Linked DNA regions of Homo sapiens: region 2 is linked to region 1. Evidence: read pairs that join two places in POLR2A ChIA-PET (ENCODE). Cell type or tissue: PC-3. All regions are shown on one strand.

Region 1 (8,000 bases):
TGTAAAAATACATTTATGGCCCCAAATAAATACATGCTCTCAAATAAACAGACCTAACAAAGTTGAGGGAGTCATTAAAAAACTAAACTATTGGCCAGGTGCTGGGGCTTATGCCTATAATCCCAGCACTTTGGGAGGCCAAGGCAGGTGGATCACCTGAGGTCAGGAGTTCGAGGCCAGCCTGGCCCATATGGTGAAACTCCATCTCTAATCAAAATACAAAAATTAGCTGGGCATGGTGGTGGGTGCCTGTAATCCCAGCTACTTGGCAGGCTGAGACAGGAGAATCGCTTGAACCTGGGAGGCGAAGGTTGCAGAAAGTCGAGATTGCACCATTGCACTCAGCCAGGGTGACAAAAGTGAAACTCCATCTCAAGAAAAAAAAAAAAAAAAAAAAAAAACTAAACTATTTACTCTTCACCAGTTCATGAACATTAATTAGCCACAGAAACAATTAGAGCCACAGACTTTGCAAGCATTCAGGTTAATTCAGTAGAAGAATAATAGGTCTTGAAGTCAGCCCTGGGTTTGAATACAGCCCCACGATGTACTAGCTTTGAGACCTTGGAAAAGTTCATGTGTCTGAGCTTCCTTATCTGCAAAATGGGGAAAATACCTACATTACAGGCAGGGAGTTTTGAGGATTAAGAGAGAAAGGTATATATAAACCCCAACAATGAATGGGACAAACAGGCACTCTATACACACCTACTTTCCTATTCAAATTCTCTACATGCTAAATGGTAAAATAAATCTCCCCAGCTTCTCAACCTACAATAGACCCTTACTGTTTAATATAGCAAATGCTTTCCATTAACAGTGCACCAAATTTTGCATTACAATACTCCACAAGTCAAATTCTCTGCTTCAGCAAAATCTGAATCTCTTATATATTCCCAGCTTTTTATTTTCATGCTCTTACAAATATCATCACACACCACCACCAGCAGCATTTCCCAAAGTAGTTCACAAAGGAATTGGGGTAAGAGGAGTAGGGCAGGATTGGGTGGAATGAGGGCCTTTCAAGTCAATAAAGACAGTAATGGCATTTGGTTCAATTTCTACTTTTTAAAAACATTTTTTTCTTCAAAACAGGACAGTGTGAGAACATGCAACTGTATATCTAGGGAGTATATGCAGTAGTTGGTGACAACTGGGCAACAGAACTCAGCTAAACACTGCTACTAGTCATGGTGGTTTAAAATTGCTTTATTCTTAAGACATATATTGTTCCACTGATACCCATACTGGACCACTGGTAAAAAGGAAAAGCAAAGGGAATATTGTGAGTGAAAGATAATTAACAGGGGGATGAACATAAAAAATAATAAGTCTGGGCCGGGCGTGGTGGCTCACGCCTGTAATCCCAGCACTTTGGGAGGCCAAGGCAGGCGAATCACGAGGTCAGGAGATCGAGACCATCCTGGCTAACACGATGAAACCCCGCCTCTACTAAAAATACAAAAAATTAGCCAAGCGTGGTGGCGGGTGCCTGAAGTCCCAGCTACTTGCGAGGCTGAGGCAGGAGAATGGCGTGAACCCGGGAGGCGGAGCTTGCAGTGAGCCGAGATCGCGCCACTGCACTCCAGCCTGGGCAACAGAGCGAGACTCCATCTCAAAATAATAATAATAATGATAATAATAATAATAATAAGTCTGTTCTTTACAGATATATGTCACAATCTTCTGCTCAAAATTCCTTTGTAGCAAAATAAAACATCTAAAACTATGCTAAAAAATACAAAACAGTAACAATTATATCCAATGTGCCTTATCATTTATTGGGAATACAAATTATCTACATTATGTTTTTGCATAACAGAATTTTCAAACAGCACCCTGAAAGAGAAGTATTAACTACCTGACTTTTTTCAAAGGCAAAAAATGAAAAGTCAAGAGGCTTCTGGTTTCCAGCTCTGTATTTAAGGAGCTGAAAAGTCGCCACTCCATCCTAACAAGTAAAAAGGCTGAACAAACTGAAAAATCAACAAGTCTTCTTAGTTCTGTAAGAAAAGTGAGATCACAAGGTAAACTGATGCCTCTGAAATTGAAGCAACAGACAGGCAGATACAGAGAATCACAACATACTGGAGCAGAAATTTTTTTTTTTTTTTTTTGAGACAGGGTCTGGCTCTGTCACCCAGGCTGGAGTGCAGTGGCACGATCAGGGCTCTCTGCAGCCTTGACCTCCTAGGTTCAAGGGATCCTCTCGCCTCAGCCTCCCAAGTAGCTGGGACTACAGGCATGCACCACACACCCAGCTAGTTTTTGTATTTTTAGGAGAGACTGGGTTTCTCTATGTTATCCAGGCTGGCCTCGAATTCCTGGGCTCAAATAATCTACCCACCTCGGCCTCCCAAAGTAAGTGCTGGGATTACAGGTGTGAGCCACTGCACCCGGCCTGGAGCAGAAACTTCCCCAAGAAAAATCCCTTTCCAGCAGGAGGAGAAGGAAAAGGAACCATTTTGAAATATGCCAGAGCACTGGGGTCTTCCTAACAAGGCCTGTCCTCAGGAGAAGCTACCTAACCAGAGCCTCATCTGACAGTGGATTTTCCCACAGCCTAACGGGCCTGGAGGGAAGAGAAATTCTCAGCTCTAGCCCACTCAAGCCTTCCATGTGATGAACAGAAACATATAATTCCAGCCGAGTCTAGCGACCCTGTCCCACCTAAGAGGAAATAAAACCTGAGAAACACTGTGAAGTTCACAGTCCAGAGGCACAGGCTTACTCAAAGACTGAGACCTACTCATAGGACAAGAGAACACTTCTGTATTCACCAGGCAGTTTCATCATTCCCACTGCCCAGCAAAGCCGATGCACTGAACAGCAGGTTTTTGCAATAGAGAAAGAGTTTAATAAACCCAGAGGCAGCTAAGCAAGAGGACAGGAGCTTATTATTACTCAAATATGCCTTTCCAAAAATCCAGAGGCTATGGTTCTTCAAGGATAATTTGGAGGCAGCAGGGTCGGGAATAGGGAATGCTGATTGGTTGGGTTGAAATCATAGGGAGTCGAAGTTTGTCTTCTTGTACTGAGTCAGTTCCTGGGTGCGGGCCAAAAGACCAGATGAGCCAGTTTACCAGTCTGGGTGGCACCAGCTGGTTGGTTCATCAGAATGCAGGGTCAGAAAAATACCTCAAACACCAATCTTAGGTTTTACAATAGTGATGTTATCTATAGGAGCAATTGGGAAGTTTAGGAATCTTGTGGCCTCTGGCTACATGACTCCTGAGCCAGAATTTCTAATCTTGTGGCTAACGTTTCAGTTTTACAAAGATGGTCTAATCCCTAAGCAAAGAGGGGGTTTGTCTCAGGAAGGGGCTGTTATCATCTTTGCTTCAAAATTAAACTATAAAGTAAATTCCTCCTATATTTTGTTTGGCCTATGCCCAGGAATGAATAGGAACAGCTTGGAGGTGAGAAGCAACATGGAGTCAGTTAGGTTAGATTTCTTTCACTGCCATAACTTTCCTATGCCAAAATTTTTCTCATGGTCATAATTTTTGCAAAGATGGTTTCACTTCCTCTCCTCCCACACTTCTATCACTACATTACTAAAGGCCTACTTAAGAGTGATCCCTTTACCCCATATTCATGCCCAGCTATCAAGAAAAAATTACAAGGCATACTAAAAGGCAAAACAACACAGTTTGAAGAGACAGACCAAGCATCAGAAACAGACATGACAAGGATGTTGGAATTATCAGATAGGGAATTTAAAACAACTATGGTTAATTTGTTAAGGGCTCTAATAGATAGTCAGCATGCAAGGACACATAGGCAATGTAACCAAAGAAATAGAAATCTTAAGAAAAAAAAATGTTAAGGATCAAAAACACTGTAACAGAAATGAAGAACGTCTTTGGTAGGCTTATTAGTAGACTGGACATAGCTAAGGAGAGAATATCTGAGCTTAAGAATGTATCAATAGAAACCTCCAAAACTGATAAGCAAAGAGAAGAAAGACTGAAAAACAGAATATCCAAGAACTGTGGGACAAGTATACAAGGTTTAACATAGGTATAGTGGAAATACTAGATGGAGAAAAAGAAAGAAACAGAAAAAATATACGAAACAATATAGGCTGAGAATTGCCCCCAAATTAATGCCAGACACCAAACCACAGATCCAGGAAGCTTAGAGAATACCAAGCAGCATAAATGCCAACAAAAACTATACCTAGGCTATCGTTTCAAACTACAAAAAGTAAAAGATAAAGAAAAATTCCTGAAAGAAATCAGAGAAAAAAAGTAAATTGGCTATAGAGAAACAAAGATAAAAATTATATCTGCCTTCTCAGAAATCACATAATCAAGAACAAAGTGGAGTGAACTATTTAGTGTGGAGAGGAAAAGAAAAAACCCACCAACTTAGAATTCTTGTACCTTGTGAAACTATCCTTCAAAACTGATGGAGAAATAACGACTTTCTCAGACTAACAAAAATTGACAGAGTTTGTTGGCAGTAGACCTGCCTTACAAGAAATGTTAAAAGAAGTTCTTTTGAGAGAAGGAAAATAATGTTAGGTCAGAAATAAGATCTACATAAAGAAAACAAGAGCATCAAGAAGGAGTAAGTGGAGGTAAAACAAAAATGTTTATTTTTTTAATTGATCTAACAGATCAAAGTTTGTTCAAAATAATAATGGCAACAATGTATTTGGTTATGTATGCTTATGTGTACAGTAGTCCCTTATTATCCATGGGAGATTGGCTTCAGGGCCCCACCCCCAGTGGATACCAAAATCCATGAATGCTCAAGTCCCTTATATAAAATGATGCATTATTTGCTTTTAATCTACATACATCATCTTATGTACTTTAAATCATCTCTAGATTACTTATAATACCTAATACTATGCAAATAGTTGTTATACTGTATTGTTTAGAAAATAATGACAAGAGAAAAACATCTGTACATGTGCAGTACAGATGCAATTATCCCTTATTTTTCAAATATTCTGATCCACAGTTGGTTGACTCCATGGAGGCAAAGCCCACATATATGGAGGGCTGTGTGTGTATATATATATGTGTGTGTGTTTGTGTATGTGCATACACATATAGTTATATACACTAACGTATAAGTGAAATGAATGACAGCATAAGACAGGAGGGAGAAATTAGGAATATTTCATTATTATAATGAAATACACTGCCCATGTATTAGTACAGAGTTATTTGAAATTGGTCTTGGATGAGTTGTAAATATATACAGCAAACTTCTAGGGAAACCACTTTAAAAAAGTTTAAAAAAACAAAAAAAGGAGCATGGTGGCTCACATCTGTTAATCCCAGCACTTTGGGAGGCCAAGATGGGAAGACTGTTTGAGCCCATGAGTTTGAGACCTGCCTGGGCAACACAGTTGAGACTTCATTTCTACAAATAATTTTTAAAAACAAGTATACTTTATATGTTACAAAAGAGAAAATGGAATAATGTAAAATGATTTAATACTAAATAATAAACCATAAAAGGCAAAAAAGTGTGGAAGATAAAAATAGAAACAAAAAACAAGGGCAACAAATAAAACACAATAACAAATATGGTAGGTATCCAACTATATACCCAACTAACAATCACCTCAAATGCCAATGGTCTAAACACACTAATTGAAAAACAGGAATTGTCAAGGTAGATCAAAAAACAAAACCCAATCATATGTGGTCTACAAAAAGTCCACTTTAAATATAAAGACATATGTAGATTTAAATGGTTGGAGAAAGCTATACCACACTAACAATAATCAAAAGCAAGTGGGAGTAGCTACAGTAATTTCAGACATAGCAAACTACAGAGCAAGAAAGGTTATCAGAGATAGAGAGAGGCGTTACAAAATGATAAAGGGGTCAATATTCCAAGAATACGTAACAATCATTAGTGTGTATGTGCCTAACAACAGAGCATTAAAATACATGAGGTAAAACTGATAGAACTGTAAGAAAAAAGAGGTGAATCCACTATTACATTTGGAGGCTTAGCATCCCTCAGAAATAGGCATATCTAGCAGGCAAAAAATCAGGAAGGACATAAACTCAACATCAATCAATTGTATGTAAATGACATCTATAGACTATTCCATCAAACAACAGCAGATTACACATTTTTCTCAAGCTCATGTGGACTATTCACCATGATAGACCACATTTTAGGCCATAAAACACACTCTAATAAATTTAAAAATATAGAAACCATATAAAATCTGCTGTCAGATCACAATGGACTTAAATAAAAAATTAATAACAAAAACATAGCTGGAAAATTCCAAAGTACTTGGAGATAAAACAATACACTTCTAAGTAACATAGGGGTAAGAGAATTCTCAAGATAATTTAAAAAAATATTTTGAACTAAATAAAAATGGAAACAACTTATCAAAATTTGTAGTTTCTAGCTAAAGCAAAGGGAAATGCATAGGATTTGGATGCAAAAATTAGGAAAGAAGAAAGACCTAAGATCAACAACCCAAGTTTTCCCCTTTAGAAACTAGAAAAAGAAAAGCAAATTAAATCCAAAGTAAGCAAAAGCAAAAAAAAGTATAAAAATTAGAGCAGAAATTAACGAAAGAGAACACAAGAAATCAATGGAAAAAATCAATAAAGCAATGTTTGCTCTTTGAAAAGATAGATGAAATCAGTAAGCATCTAGACAGGCTAAGAAAAAAGGAGACAGAATACAAATTACTAATATCAGAAATGAAAAAGAGAACATCATTACAGATCCCATGAACATTAAAAGGATAAAGAAGTTTTATAAACAACTTTATGCCCACAAATTTGATAACATACCTGAAAAGGAACAATTCATTGAAAAACACAATCTGCCAATACTCACACACAAAAATAAACAATCTAAGTTGGCCTGCATCTATTAAACATTTGAATCAATATTTAATAACCTTTAAAATAGAAAGTACCAAGCCCAGGTGAGTTCACTGATAAATTCTATCAAACATTTAAGGAAGAAATTGTAACAATTCTCTGCAATATCTTTCAGAAACTAGAAGCAGTGGAAATACTTCCTAACTCATTCTATGAAGTCAGCATCACCCTAATACCAACACCAAAGACATTACAAGAAAAGAAAACTATGGACCAATGTCTCTCTTGAACATAAACGCAAAAATCCTCAAAAAAGTATTAGCAAATCAAATCTAAAAATGTATAAAAAGAATTATACACCATGACCAAGTGGGATTTATCCCAATTATGCAAGGCTGGTTCAACATACAAAATCAATAAATGTAATCTAATCCATCACATCAACAGACTTAATTAGAAAAATCACATGATCATATCATTTGACAAAACTCACCACCTATTCATAATAAAAACTTTCATCAAACTAGGAATAGAAGGGAATCTCCTCAACTTGATAAAAAACATATTTTTAAAAACCCTGCAGCTAACATCATACTTAACAGTGAGAAAGTCAGCCAGGCACAGTGACCCACACCTGTAATCCCAGCACTTTGGGAGGCTGAGGCAAGAAGATTGCTAGAGCCTAGGAGTTCAAGACCAGCCTGGGCAACATGACAAAACCCCATCTCTACAAAAAATACAAAAATTAGTCAGGCATGGTGGTGCACATCTGTATTTCAAGCTACTTGGAAGACTGAAGTGGCAGGATTACTTCAGCCCATGAGATCAAGGCTGCAGTGAGCCATGTTCACACCACTGCACTCCAGCCTGGGTGACAGAGCCAGACCGTGTCTCAAAAAAAAAAAAAGAGAGAAAATTGAGACTTTCCCACTAAGACCAGGAACCAGGCAAGGATGTCCGTTATTACCACTGCTTTTCAAGATCAAATTGGAAGTCATAACTGGTGCAATAAGACAAGAAAAAGAAACAAAAGGTATGTAGATTAAGAAGGAAGACACAAAACTGTCTTCTTCACAGATGACATGATTGTCTATGTAGAAAATTCCAAAAGAATAAACAAGAAATTCCTGGAACTAATAAGCAATTATAAGAAGATTCAGAATAAAAGTTTAATAT
Region 2 (8,000 bases), 1.4 Mb after region 1:
CATGAATGGATACATAAAGTATTGCTTTTTAAAGATCTTTCTTTGAGAATTATGGAGACCCCAAGAGATGCTATACCAAAGATCAACTTACTGCCAGTGATCAAATTTGCTCATTGATCTTTGAGGAAAACCAGCATTCTTTGTGGAAAGGAATTGGTAATCGTCTTGGAAACCTAGTCTCAGCTCTTAGAACTGAGAATTTTTTTTCCTAGTTTCTTTGTGGACTCAGTCCTTCAAGAAAGTTTGATAAACTCCCTATACTGACAAGTAGAGTCTAGGGTGGCATGAGTCTGAATCAAAAGTCAGCTTAGAATGCACATGAAGTGGGTAAAGGTCATTACTGGGGTTCAGGGTTACCAACTGAGGCTAAGCAAAGGAGAACATTCAGGTAAAAGCCAAAGAAAAGAAAAAGTTTATGGCAATTTTTCTTTTTTCTTCTTCGTCTTCTTCCTCTTCTTCTTTTTTTTTTTTTTTTTTTTTTTTTTTTGAGACGGGGTCTTGCTTTGTCACCCAGGCTGGAGTGCAGTGATGTGACAATAGCTCACTGCAGCCTCCAACTCCTGGACTCAAAAAATTCTTCTGCCTCAGCCCCGAGTAGCTGGGACTATAAGGAGCATGCCACTACACCTGGCTAATTTTATTTTTGTTTCTTTTTTAGAGAGATGGGGTCTCACTATGTTGCCCAGGCTTGTCTCAGATTCCTGGGCTTCAGCAATCCTCCAGCCTTGGCCTTCCAAAGTGGTGAGATTACAGATGTGAGCCACTGTGCCCAGCCAATGGCAATTTTTTTTTTTTTTTTGAGACGGAGTCTCGTTCTGTCGCCCAGGCGGGAGTGCTGTGGCGCGATCTCCGCTCACTGCAAGCTCCGCCTTCCGGGTTCACGCCATTCTCCTGCCTCAGCCTCCCGAGTAGCTGGGACTACAGGCGCCGGCCACCACGCCCGGCTAATTTTTTGTATTTTTAGTAGAGATGGGGTTTCACCATGTTAGCCGGGATGGTCTCGATCTCCTGACCTCGTTATCCACCCGCCTCGGCCTCCCAAAGTGCTGGGATTACAGGCGTGAGCCACCGCGCCCGGCCGGCAATTTTTAAATCCAGCTTCTGCAATCCCTAGTGTGGGCATGAGAGAACTAATTAAAGGAAAGGATGGTAATCAAACACATGTGACATACTGGGTCAAGTGTAGGAGAATATCCGGAATCCATTAAAGCTGCCCCTTCATTCTGGGGATGGCCCTGAACAAGGCCTTTTGCACATTAGTGATTCATTTGTTAGTGGACTTTGAATTTGTTTATACAATGACAGTCACTGGCTGTTTTGAAAAAATATATATCCTTTTTTTAATGGAAAAGCCTATATATGATGAATTAATGCCAAGTAATTGGTTTTGTGAGCCACAGCTGGAAAGGACTACAAAGATATATAAATGCAGGCTCTTTAAGTCTTTAGCAAGACTTCATCAATTCAGAATGATTTGGAGAAAACAATTACCAGCATAATATGTGAACATTTGGAATTGGGGAACATTATAAAGCATTCATTTTTCTTTTCAAGTGTAAGAATTCAAACTTGGTCCCTGTGAGAATTAGACCCTTCAGGGCCTGCTTAAATAAATTATTGAGAGTAACTTGTAATTGACATATCAATTTCTTCCTATGTAAACAGTCTTTCCACATTTTGTAGCATATTATTCTACCCAACTGTAATATTCTCCCAGCAAAAGTTTAAGGCATCATTCATTTCTTTGGCAAACTCATTGCCCCATGAAGTGAAAGATAAATTTAAAACTCTGCCTAACACCAACTGTTATAGATTGACAATCTGTCTTACTACCTAAAATTAAGAGGAGCATATTTCGTCAACCAAAATTCCTAAAAGACGGAGTAAGTGAGGATTTTCTGTGTTCATGATTACCTCTTTCCACAGGTCATTATCTGTGTCACCAAGACTTTAGGTCAGCTTTGAAATCAGATTTCAAAAGCCTTCAGTTCTGCAAACATCCATAAGTCATGAAAAATTCCCATTAGCCCATTGGCAGTGTTCCTTGTAAACAGCAACTTTCATTCCTTCCCACAACACAGAGCTAAGAAAACGGAGGAAGCTGCCTGCGGCAACTACATACCCTGAGTTGTCACCATATACACATGTTCCCATGAAAAACAAGCAAAAACGGGACTATCAGGAGAGGCAGACACAGAGATGTCTACTCATTCCCAGTGCTTCTTTGGCCCAGTTCTGATTTTTTTTTTTTTTTTTTTTAGGCTAGCATTGATTTTCAAGCATTGGAAGGAATTGGTGAGGGTTTTTGCTAATTAGCAGGGAGGCCAAGCACACCGCTCTTGGCTGCGCCACAAGGAGGTGGTTGCCTGTGGTTTGGGATATTCTTTTCCTCTTCACTGCAGTCTCTGGGATGGTGGGTCTTGTCTCTAAGCAGCTGGAATGAAGGCAGAACGTATATCCCATCATTTGGAAGCAGCATGCATTCAGGTTCTCCTAAATGATCTCTAATAAACATCAAGGCGGGCCCCATTCCTGTGATGTGTATCAGTTTGGGTAAATAAATGCATTTCCTTCAGGATTTCATAAATTTTGATCATAGTGCTTCCTGGGTTTGTCAAATCTAAAAGTTTTAATTATTCTTTTCTGTTCTTACAGGGCTATCTCTTCATCCACTTCATCCATTCAGTGACCCTTTCCTGTACTTTTCAGCTCTGTTCTCTTTGATGAGTTAAAATGAGAGGGCAATGGAGTATAATGGGTAACTTCAAGATCCTAGGAATATGCAAGTCCAGAGCATATTGTTTCCTCATCATTAAAATCAGAAGAATAACAACATGCTCTTTACTGGATTGTTGTAAGGATTAAATAAATTAACATGTGTAGCTATTAGAAGAGAACCTAGTCTGTACAAGCATAAGCGTGATAATCTGAACACACAAACAGAACTAGATAGCTGAGTTTTTCTCTTCTTTATACAAACGTTTTGGAAACTGTTATCTATGCATTTGATAGAAATGTGATTCTAGATTTTTCTGAATCTAGGTGCAGTTGATTCCATCTTCCAGGATGAGATATGTAGTAACCTCACTGTCTAGCCTTAAAGTGGTAGCTGCTCTAACATGTTGACTTTGCACATCATATGTAAAGAACCACACTATTAATCTTACTGAAAACCACATTCATTGTTTATTCAAGCCTGCTCTCATCCAGGCACTTCATTAGGCGGTGAAATTTCAAGAATAAACCAAAGTCTTCACCCTTTGAACCTTACAGTCCTGTTCATAGTTATGTACTATTTATTGCTGTGTAACAAATTACCCTAAAACTTAGCTACTTAAAACAACAAACATTTATCTCACACAGTTTCTGGGGGTCAAGAATCCAGGAGCAGTTTAACTAGGTAATTCTAGCTCAATGTTTCTCACAAAGTGGTACTCAAACTATTTACTGGAGCTACAGGATCAACTAGGCTGGAGAATTTTTTTCCGAGCTTCCTCACCTGATTATTGGCAAGCCTCAATTTCTTGCTGGCTGTTGGAGGCAGGTCCCTATTCCTCACCATGTGAGCATCTCCACAGGCTGTTAGAGTGACCTCAAAACATGACAGCTGGCTTCCCCCAGAGAGAGTAATCCAAGAGAGAGAACGAATGAGAAAGCACCCAAGATGGAAACTGCAGTCTTTTATAGCTCAATCTTGGAAGTAACATCCCATCATTTCTACCATATGTCATTGGTCACACAGATCCTGGTAGCATGTAGGAGGTGGACACACAAGGGTATGAATACAGCAGATAGGGACCATTAGAGACTAACTACCACACAGTGATTGAGAGTCATAGTTTTTTGTGAGTCATTGGTCAAAGGAGACAGATGGGTCAGAGATTCTGTTCCATGCTTTTTATTTGAAAACCCAGCCTCCCATCATCAAGAGGCTCCTCTAGTGCCCTTGATGCTCTCCACCTGATCCTCTGTATCTTGCCAGAAGGTCAGGAGCACGGGAAAAGCACAAGTATAGGGAAATGCACCATAGATTCAAGGGGCTAGACTTGAATGGAGATTGTAAGCATTATTTTGCCCCACATTCCATTGCCAGAAATCACCTAATTGAAAAGGAAGCTGAGCAATACGGTCTGTATGTGTCCCCAGATTAAAAAGGAATGAAATTTGGTGAATGCACAAGTCACTCTGCCACTCCCTGTAGCTGAAAAGAGGCTGTACGTTTAAGCAGTTTACATTTTTTTAAAAAAATGATTCTGTTCAGTTTTAATACAACAAAAATATGATTGCTCACCATTCTGCAACAAAGCAACTGATTGATTGCGTATTTTCACCTTTTCAATGCATTGTAAATGCAGCCCCTGTTAGAGGCCAGTAAGCAGGTGGTGGAGAGTAGTTCCTGAACCATTAAGTTTGCTGCTTTTTCAGGAATACTATTAAGATGCTGGCAGAAACAAGTCTTGCCTTGTTTCCCAAGTGCGGAAAAAAGAAAGTCTTTGTTCCCAAGCAAATGAAAATACAAATCACAAGACTAAAATTATGAATGCAAAACAATATATTAAAATGTGGCTTGTGTGTAGCATTTGCATGCATTTTAATATGCATCTGTCTTTCCCTTTGCTAAATTCAGTAGGCTCTGAAAATATTAAACAATGGAGTACAATTAATGATTAGAGGAATTGTTTTGGAATATATTTTAACCTATTTATATTCCTATTGCCAAACCTCTTGCTCTTTAAGGGCTCTGAGATGTCCAATGAGATCATTTTATTGGTCAGATCTCATATCACTGTAGCCTAAAAACAATTCACAAAAATATTTTTTATAAATTGACGTGATAACGCTCAAATGATTGTAACATGATTAAAACCATTCCCAGGATAGAAAAATCAAATCCAAATTTGGAAGCTGGAAAAGGCTTTAGAGATCCTTTGGATTGGATATTCTCATCCCTCCTACTCATTCCAAAGTCTGGCTATATTTATTTCCAAAGAACCCATAAGAAATTTAAGGCCATTTTTTTTTCCCCAAAAAACCCAATTTGCTGAGCCTTCTGCTCCAGTTATCTTTGCAGCTGAAGTTTTCAGAATTGGTTTTGCCCTTTTCTGGGTTTGTTTTCGTTGCTTTCTATTTGAGCAAACCCCCAAAAGGGAAATCACTTTTAGGGCAGTAGCAAAAATGAACCAAATTTCAACCACACTCAGAATTCTTGCTCTCTGCCCATCAAGGCTTCTGGACCAGAGGAGAATATATTTCATGAGAACACAGCTCTAAGCCATAAACTTGAAATACATCAAGCTCTTTGTTGTTAATTGGCGCTTACCTCACCTGAAGGCCTTTGCCAAGAAGAGCAGAGGGGTTTAATGGGGAAGGAAGAAAGGAAAAAGCCTGAAGTCCTGGAAAACACTCCAAGCCACATGTGATTTTAGCTGGGGGGCTCTCCACTCCCCAGTATGCTGGCGCAACAAAGTGGCCTATGTGCTCTCTCAGCCCTCGGCTGTTTGTTTGGGGGGCAATGCGCAGACTGGGGCCTGAGTGATAACTGCTTCGTGTAATTACGAAGACAGCTTGAAAACTATGCTCCTCTTTGTTTCAGCCTCCAGATGACGGCTGTCTGACTGCTGTTTGTGCCAGTTTTATTTCAAAGCGCTTTTCTTTCCATATTTCAAAGGTCAGTGTGTTTACCGTGGCCAAAAAGAGCCTGTGTGTAAGAGAAAGAAATCCATGTGGCTGAGTGGCAGGAGAACCAGAAGAGGAGTTAGGGAACTGGATTCGAATCCTAGCTCAGCTTCTAGGTAAGTTAGAGAACTAAATGAGTTGATCTCTTCTCCTTTAGCATTGAAAGGGGAGGAAGGAAGTAGTACTAGTGGCCTTATTTTAGATTAAAAAAAAAAAAAAGGCCGGGCGGTGGCTCACGCCTGTAATCCCAGCACTCTGGGAGGCCGAGGCGGGCGGATCACGAGGTCAGGAGATCGAGACCAGCCTGGCTAACACGGTGAAACCCCGTCTCTACTAAAAATACAAAAAATTATCCGGGCATGGTGGTGGGCACCTGTAGTCCCAGCTACTCTGGAGGCTGAAGCAGGACAATGGTGTGAACCCGGGAGGCGGAGCTTGCAGTGAGCCGAGATCGCCACTGCACTCCAGAGCCTGGGCAACAGAGCAAGACTCCGTCTCAAAACAAAACAAAAAAACCTAGAAGTGTGGTTCTCAAAGAAGACGTGTAGTTATTTCCAGTAAAGAAACACTATCAAACACTCAACTGAGAAAATGTCCACTTCATCTCCGTGAAATGGAAATATTTCCTCCCTCAGAGAAAGCAGGCTTGATATTTTGGCCACCCTTGGAAATCTTGAGATTGTTTTTGGTCAAGGAATTTTAGCACTGGGAACGAATAGCAAACCCCAAACCCTTTCTCAGGACTCTTAGTTGGCTTTCTGACGCCATTACTTAGAAAAACAAGGCTGGTTAGACTGAGTTACCTCCCCATATTTAAGACATTAGTGTTTTTATTATGGATATTTGAAAACAGCATCAGATTTCAATGGTGTAAGCTCCATACCTATTTCTCTTTTTTATTTTCTAAATTTTTAAAATGAAGTGGGGTCATTTGATCTCTTATCAAATCAGTTGGAGACTGGTTTTTTTCCTTTAACTTTTATTTTTTTTCTCTTGAGACGGGGTCTGACTCTGTCACCCAGGCTGGAGTGCAGTGGTGCCATCTTGGCTCACTTCTACCTCCACCTCCTGGGCTCAAGCCATCCTCCCGCCTCAGCCTCCCAACCCACCACACCCAGCTAATTCTTTTATTAATATTTTTTGTTGAGACAGGGTTTCACTATGTTGCCCAGGCTGTCTTGAACTCCTGAGCTCAAGCAATATGCTCACCATGGCCTCCCAAAGTGCTGGGATTACAGGCGTGAGCCACCGTGCCCAGCCCATACCTATTTCAGATGCTCTTCGTGATTCATTTTCTTCTAATATGTTTTTCCCATCTATCTTGCTCAATTTTTATAGAATGAGCTCCTGGGAAAAGGAGGTAAATAAGCTGTTGAAGTGGTAGAGAGCCTGCGTTCTGAAGCTACATTTGCCTAGGTTCACATGTTAATACTGCCACTTTGCTATGTGACCTCGGATAATTTGCTTAACTTTTCTGTGCCTCATAGTTTTCTTGTCTACTAATGTAAGTACTTACTTTATGGTGTTGTGAGGATTAAATGGATTAACCCACGTGAAATATGTAGAACAGTGTCTGGGACTTCATAAACATGCAAATGTTGAGCTAATTATGAAAAACACTCCTTTCCGAAATGAATTCTGCACTGGGAAAATTCTTCTCTTTTGTGCTACCGTTTCTCTTCTTGAATCGATCCACCTACATCTGCAGAAGTAAAAAAGTAAATTTGCAAATGCCAAGGGAACAGTGCCTGTGTTGTAAAAGAGAGGAGAAAGTAAAACAGAAAAAAAGAACAAAGGAAATATCTTAAATGTTATTCCCCAATTACTGTGAATTTTCAGCCTCCTGTGAAATAAAGATACTTTCTGCCTTGAGTTTGCACAAGACAAAAAGAATTCTCACTCCTTGACCAGAAAAAAAGCATGACCATCCTTGGCTGTGACTCAAGAAGAATGGAGGAAAGCACAGGAAGGGGAACTAAAGTGTATTGAAGACTTTGTCTACACCCTGGATTTGAATTCATGAGTTGAATACCATTGATTTTATAAGCAAATCAAACTTGATTTTATAATCAACGAATCAAAGAAAAAAAAGGTTCAGGGAGGTGAAGTGGCTTTTCAAGGTCGAGCCAGTCAGTGGCATGGCTGGATGTAAGCCCACTTCTACGTGATGCCAAGGCCCCTCATTTTGCCTCCTTCTTACATCCCCTTCTTAGGAGGAACCTGGCTAAGATGGAGTTCTGAGAGGCTCCCAGGAGTGTAGGCTGAACCTAGACTCAAGGTAATCCATTACTACACAGGCAGTATTATAAGCAAGATGCTCTTGT

Evidence for each region. Peaks named below come from ENCODE experiments on the same cell type or tissue, not always from the same donor. Only the 100,000 strongest peaks of a DNase experiment are listed, where the experiment ranks them.
Region 2: POLR2A ChIA-PET joins it to region 1 with 11 read pairs; 1 of 35 experiments calls an interaction of 5 or more read pairs at or near these places.

What each region holds. Positions count from the first base shown.
Region 1 is chr12:93,718,496-93,726,495 of GRCh38, reverse strand. The region is part of intron 2 of CRADD (CARD and death domain containing adaptor protein); the gene reads right to left. The region is part of intron 2 of CRADD-AS1 (CRADD antisense RNA 1); the gene reads left to right. Among named protein-coding and RNA genes, the nearest start is that of CRADD-AS1, 15 kb to the left of the region's middle. In PC-3, no CTCF peak of the experiment used is centred here; a DNase peak (open chromatin) is centred at 3,095; H3K4me3 peaks cover 339 bases; H3K27ac peaks cover 2,028 bases.
Region 2 is chr12:92,286,276-92,294,275 of GRCh38, reverse strand. All of the region lies in intron 2 of LINC02391 (long intergenic non-protein coding RNA 2391), which reads left to right. Among named protein-coding and RNA genes, the nearest start is that of LINC02391, 74 kb to the left of the region's middle. In PC-3, no CTCF peak of the experiment used is centred here; DNase peaks (open chromatin) are centred at 3,825 and 4,115; H3K27ac peaks cover 732 bases.